Linked DNA regions of Homo sapiens: region 1 is linked to region 2. The links are chromatin contacts, found by Hi-C or POLR2A ChIA-PET in ENCODE. All regions are on one chromosome and are shown on one strand. The core of a region is the stretch at or near the end of the contact, and the rest is flanking DNA. Distances in the headings are between cores, read along the strand shown. Region 1 holds the start of SPAG5 (sperm associated antigen 5). Region 2 holds the start of FOXN1 (forkhead box N1).

What was found. Hi-C counts contacts between places; a loop is a spot of excess contacts on that map. ChIA-PET counts read pairs that join two places held with the same protein, here RNA polymerase II (POLR2A). Pooled maps may share reads with other maps.
Region 1: a loop to region 2 is called in a map with no recorded cell type, with 2.1 times the contacts of the local background. The contact joins the promoter of SPAG5 here to the promoter of FOXN1 in region 2. A Hi-C loop is called at or near these places in 7 of 168 maps with a recorded cell type or tissue (CD4-positive, alpha-beta memory T cell, CD8-positive, alpha-beta T cell, GM12878 and 4 more), 10 of 37 single-sample maps with no recorded cell type and 13 of 50 pooled maps. POLR2A ChIA-PET finds 5 or more read pairs at or near these places in 6 of 52 experiments (BJ, GM12878, WTC11 and 3 more).

The regions. Positions count from the first base shown.
Region 1 is chr17:28,597,731-28,600,508 of GRCh38, forward strand. SPAG5 (sperm associated antigen 5) reads right to left here and starts at 1,295. Exons shown (of 24, transcript NM_006461.4): 1 at 1,166-1,295; 2 at 780-905. The coding sequence starts at 1,216. SPAG5-AS1 (SPAG5 antisense RNA 1) reads left to right here and starts at 1,403. Exons shown (of 3, transcript NR_040012.1): 1 at 1,403-1,516; 2 at 1,968-2,125. RefSeq lists enhancers at 957-1,501, 1,726-1,805 and a silencer at 1,206-1,515.
Region 2 is chr17:28,504,972-28,507,856 of GRCh38, forward strand. It overlaps FOXN1 (forkhead box N1), which reads left to right and starts at 1,377. Exons shown (of 9, transcript NM_001369369.1): 1 at 1,377-1,472. RefSeq lists an enhancer at 2,628-2,885.

The DNA.
Region 1 (2,778 bases), core at 45-2,544, 93 kb after region 2:
ACAAAGTCATGGTCAAAAAAGAGGAAGCAAAACTTCCTATACAGCTATAACAGTAGCTGTATGTGATGATCCAGTTTGGCCTTGAGCTTTCTAGAAGGCAGAGCAAGAGGGAAAATATGGTAAACTACATAGTTCTCATTATCAGAAAGAAAAGGATAGCAATTTCTTCAGGAAGACAATTTTTCCAGGCAGTTAGTCCTAAAGCCTTTCTTGGAGGAATCTTATACAGGAGTCAAGCTGCTTCCTTGACAAGTTTTGACAGCAACTGAAATGCAGTTTCTACATGGCTACGTCTCTCAAAACGTTTAACAAAAGTACAAATCAGTGAGGGCAATTCTGCAAGGAGCTAGTTTAAACTAAGGTGATTCAAGTACCCTACCTTCCAGTGGTGTAACTTGATCCCAGGAGAGTTCTAACTACCTCCTAGAGTAAATGGATATTGCCTCAATCTTGCAGGTGACTGACCTTTCCGTAAGTGACCCCATGTTGGAGGAAGAGCACTAATCAGGGTGGTAGGATTTCTCAATAGTTTGATAAAGGTCGAAGGGAGGAGGAGGAGGTAATAAAAACTAACAGCTAAACAGAGATTCAAGTTCTCACTGGATTTCCTTTAACCACCCTAGGGCACCTCTCTGTTGGCCTGAATAGCTGTAAATGGATGTCACCGACGTAGAAGACTTCATTATCGTTATTAATTATTGTAGCCCTGGCCCTCTGTTCCCCTGAGCTCTCACCCTGGGCAAACAGCCCAGTCGAGAAGCTGTCCAGGCGAATCTCACCTGCAGCCCCAGCTTGCACAGTGATGGGGTCAGCGAGGAGCAAGCGGGGGATCTTTTTCCAGAGTTGGTGAGGGCACCGGGCTGCAGGGTAAGTTCACGGAGAGGAGTTCTCATAGATGGTTTTCCCTGAGAAAGAAACCAAGAAAGAGGGCGAGTGTGAGGAAGCCTGGGTTCTGCCAGCCCGCCCCTCCTCCCTCCCTAAGAAGCCCAAAATGCGATTAGAAGAGTACGCTCGCACCCTAGTCGCGCAGGAGCAGCAAGGCGAACAAAGACTCCACAAGCCCCCAACCCCGGGCTCGACCCAACTTTCCAGGACAGTAGACACGGCCGGTGCCCCCGCGACAGCAGCCCGGCCCAGTTCTCTCCGCCAGAGATCTCCCGCTTACCGTCTGGGGCGAAGGCGACAGGCTGAGGCTCAGTTTTTTCACTCGCCACATCTTCAACCAGAAGGCAGGCCTATCACGTCTCAGACCAAGTCGAGGACGCCATGTTCACCCGCCGTCTGTGTTTGAACCTGCTCTGCGCTTCCTGGTTGGCTGCTTCAGGCGCGCGCGTACGCTCGGGGGTAGAGCCCGGGGGGCGGGGCCCGCGTTGACCACGCCCCCGGCCCTGCCTGCCCCTCCGTTGTCGAGCGTTTTCCGCTGACGGAGCCCTCACCTCAGACACCGGCGGTAGGGCTGGATGCGGGCCCGGCCCAGGACCGGTCTTCTGTCCTCACACCGGGGAGGACCACGCAGGTAGCTGGAGAGTCCAGGAGTCCATCCCTCCTGCTTCCAGCGGACCTCCTCACATCCATGGTGTTCATATCCAAGTTGTCTCCGTGGATGGAGAAGAGGAATCCTCTCCCTAGGTCTCCCTCAGTCCTCTCCAGCCGCAGCCTTGACGGGAAAGAGCCGGCCAGGGAGTCTAGAAGCCGAAGCGGTGCCGAGCGGCTTCCCTAGGCTTGGTGGGCCCGCGTCCGGGACGGCCCGGGCCGTGGTTCTCGACCTGGGCTGTAATGTCTCCAGAGTTTCTGGGCTTTTCCTGGGACTTACTCAGGCCGGCTACCAGTTTACTGGGCTAACCGCCTACATGTATTGAACATTGAGTGTGTGCCTGGCGCTATGCCGAATGCCGTGTAGTAGCTCATTTAATGCGCATAAGGACCTACGTAGTGAGAAATACTATAAATATCCCCATTTGTGACAGGAAGGAGCTGAGTCAGAGAGACCGTGTGTAATTTGCTCAGCGTCACACAGATAGTAAACGGCAGAGCCGCTCTTCCTCCCTGTCCCGCCAGCTCCTGCCTTCTGCTGTCTTGGATCTCCTATGCACGGGAAACCTGTTGAAGGTAGGACAGCCGAAAGGTCAGTATTCAGAGTGAGCCGTTTGCGAAGGTGTGTGTGCTTTGCACACTCACGGCGCCCTGTTTACACTCTGCAAGTCTTAATACATAGGGGGAAAGCAGCAGTCCAAAGAGGAGGAACTATGATGTTATAAACTGCAGCGTCCTCAGGGACGGGCTCCTCTAGCATTGTGTTGTCCAGTACGTTAGCCCTAGCCATAGTGGCTTTTGAGCACTTCAGATGTGACTAGTCCCAGTGGGAATGTGCTATAAATGTAAAACACTGTACAAACTGGATTTCAAACACGTCGTATGAAAAAAAGAATGCAAAATATCGCCAGGTGCGGTGGCTCATGCCTGTAATCCCAGCACGGAGGAGACAGAGGCAGGAGGATCCTTTAAGCCCAGGAGTTCGAGACCTGCCTCGGCAATATAGTGAGACCTATGTCTACAAAAAAAAAATTTGGGCCGGGCACGGTGGCTCACGCCTATAATCCCGCACTTCGGGAGGCCGAGGCAGGCGGATCACCTGAGGTCAGGAGTTCGAGACCAGCCTGCCCAACACGGCGAAACCCCGTTTCTACTAAAAATACAAAAATTAGCCAGGTGTGGTGGCACACGCCTGTAATCCCAGCTACTTGGGAGGCTGAGGCAGGAAGAATCTCTTGAACCTGG
Region 2 (2,885 bases), core at 127-2,626:
CCCCGGCCAGGGTTGATATTACCTCTCTCCTTGGAATGAGATAGTCACTGGGGAAGAGCTGACTTGTCCATACCCTCAGGCCAGAAGCCAAATCCCAGAACTTGCTGGGCAGCAGTGCTGGTACTAGGTCCTTAGAGCCTTTAGCTCCAGGAAGAGACACAAGTGGGCTTAGAGGCCAGTGCAAGGGTCAGGGAGATGGAGGAGGGAAAGAATGACCAGGGACAGGAGACAAGGGGATGGAGGGCAAAGAAGATGAAAAGGAAGCAGAGAGAAGGAGGTGAGGACAGGGTCTGGGGGAACAGCAGAGAAAGCTGTCAGGGAGCAGGGACAGGCTCCAGGCCTGAGTCCAGCTGGGACCAGGGAAGCCAATTCCTAGGGCTTCACCCTCAACATGAACTCTAAGGGGCCAGAGACCAGGGCAACAGCCACTCAGGTTTCTGTTTCTATCCTCCAAATAATGAAGAGTAGCCTGGGATGAAGACACAGAACCAGGGAGCCCCCATCTCCACCCCCACAGACACCCACATGCTCACACAGGACTAGGTTGCTGACCCACAGCAGAGACGTGTGCACAGACATGAGCATGTCAACACACGGACGACACACGGGCCTGGGTCCGGGGACACAGAGACACAGACACAGGGGAAGACATGCAGACACACGCCCACCCAGGAGACAGATGTACAGACCCAGGGAGAGATGCAGACAGACTCGCATGTATCTGCCCCTGAGGGAGAGGGAGATGGGAGTCACCAGCACATGCTCCAGTGGGTGCACACGCCCCCACCCACAAGGAGACACCCTCGAGGTGCTGCGGGAGCTGTGGAGAGACAGACAGATGGCCGGCCCCATGGACAGACAGTTCCCAGCAAATCTGTGCTAATGCTTGGCCCTTGAAGGGCCCAACCTGTCCATGCCGTGCCTCAGAGAACCCTGGGCTGCCACCCAGCGCTGTTCCCCAGAACCTCATGAGTGGGCTCCATGAGCATACATGTGGCGGCCAGGCTCTCCTGACACACGTGCATGCTCCAACAGGCCTGTGCCCCACCTGTGGGTGGGGGGGCGACATCTCCCTTCTGGAGTGCAGGCGGGGGCCACGGGACAACCCCCTCCTCTACAAGCCACAGGCTGTGCGCACTGGCAGGGACAGGGGAGGGGGCCTGGGCTAGCTCAGGAGGAGGGAGGGGTTGGGGGGCCAGGGTGCGGCTGGGGCGGGCACGGGAGCCGGTACCTGTCAAACAAGAGCCAAGGAGCAAACTAGCTTCTTAGTCACCTTTCTCTTCTCCCCGTTTTGGCGCAGCCCCTCCGGGCAAGGGGAAGCTGATATCATAATTATTGGCTCACCTGGCAGCTGCCTCCCCTCACCTGATGTCAGCACAGACACAGGACGGCCGAGCTGACGGACTGACAGACGGACAGAGCTCCTGGCCCCCCAGACCCGGGCCCCCACGCCGACCTGCTTCACTGAGCAGGTAAGAGGAGCCCCGGCCCAAGTCAGCCGTGGAGGCCAGCAGGGCCGGGCTGGGGCACGGGGAGGGCGTTCGCCTTTTTAACGGGGCTCAGGAGTGACGGGGAGCACCCAGGTTCTCACTGCAGCTCAAGGGAGACTCAGAATTCGGGTGAGTGCCTGGAGGCCAAGGGGCACCCCTTCCCCCACCTCCCCCTCCAGTTCCTTTTCTAGGTTGTCCAACTTTAATCCCTCTTGCTGTGGTGTGGGTCTCATTCTGGTGTGTGCTGGATTTTGTGTGTGTCTCTGTGTGTTGGAGATGCGCTCACCCACCCTGTGCTGGGAGGAAATGAGGACTCAAAAGTGTTAGATCTGGAAAACTAGAGCTGAAAGGCAGGGGGCCAAGTTCTCCATGTAGTGGTTTTCCAGGTGAAGAAGGGAGAGCCCAGCTCTGGGAGCTGGGGAGCACCAAGGGTGTGTGCAGATCAAGGAATTGCTCAACATCTCCACGCAGCCTGGGCTGGGGTCTAGATGCCTGGGCCCATGCAGAGGCCTGGGTTGCAGAAAGGAGATGGTGCACCTTGTGGCGAAGCAGACAGGTGGCAAACAGGTGCTGTGGCCATGAGTTGATGCTGGGCTTAGGGCAGAGTCGCCTCCTATCCCCAGCTCCATTTCTCTCCCGCAAGACCCCTAAGGCAGAGTCCTGGTGAGCAGAGCTGGGCCAGGCAGGGAGCCCTGAGGCCTTTGGGGCCTAGAGTTGGGGGCGTGGGAAGTGAAGGCCCTTAGGGAAGTGGCCGAAGCAGCAGGAAGCCCCTGCCAGCTCCCCCGACTCCTCCCCACCCACTACCCGCTCAGATAAGGTTCTGGCATTCCCCGTGGAGTCCCCCAGGCCCTCCCTAAATATCCAAAGAAGCCCGTTGGATGAAGAGTAGACTCTAGCAAGTGGGCGTGTTTGCCTCTTCTCTCGGCACCTACAGGCATGGGGGATATGTCTGGATGTGCTTTGTGGCAATGCACAACTGGTCAGTGGGAAGGGACCCGGGCGGAGGGGCTCATCTTGGGAAGTCATCCTATCCATCCCCTGCCCCTATGCCAGTCATTGCCCACATCGGGCAGGGCTGCCCCTCCTAGTTTTCCTAATCCCTGAAGGAGAAAATCTGGTCAGTTTCCTCACAATCATGAAGTCCTTCCTGGAGCCTCTCTGAAGTCTTTACTGCTGCAGGGTCCAGCTCTGCTTGCCCGGTAGCCTTCTTCCTCCCGCACTGAGGAACACTAGTTCCTCGGATCCGAGGGCGGCGTTGCACTGCAGTCCTGTCCCCACCGGGCTTGGCTCAGAACCTTTTACCATCTTGCTCATTCCCTGACCACAAGACACAGGCAGTACAAGGGCACCCCGAGTGGATGGGGGAAGGGGCAGGGCCTCCTATCCTGGTCCCTT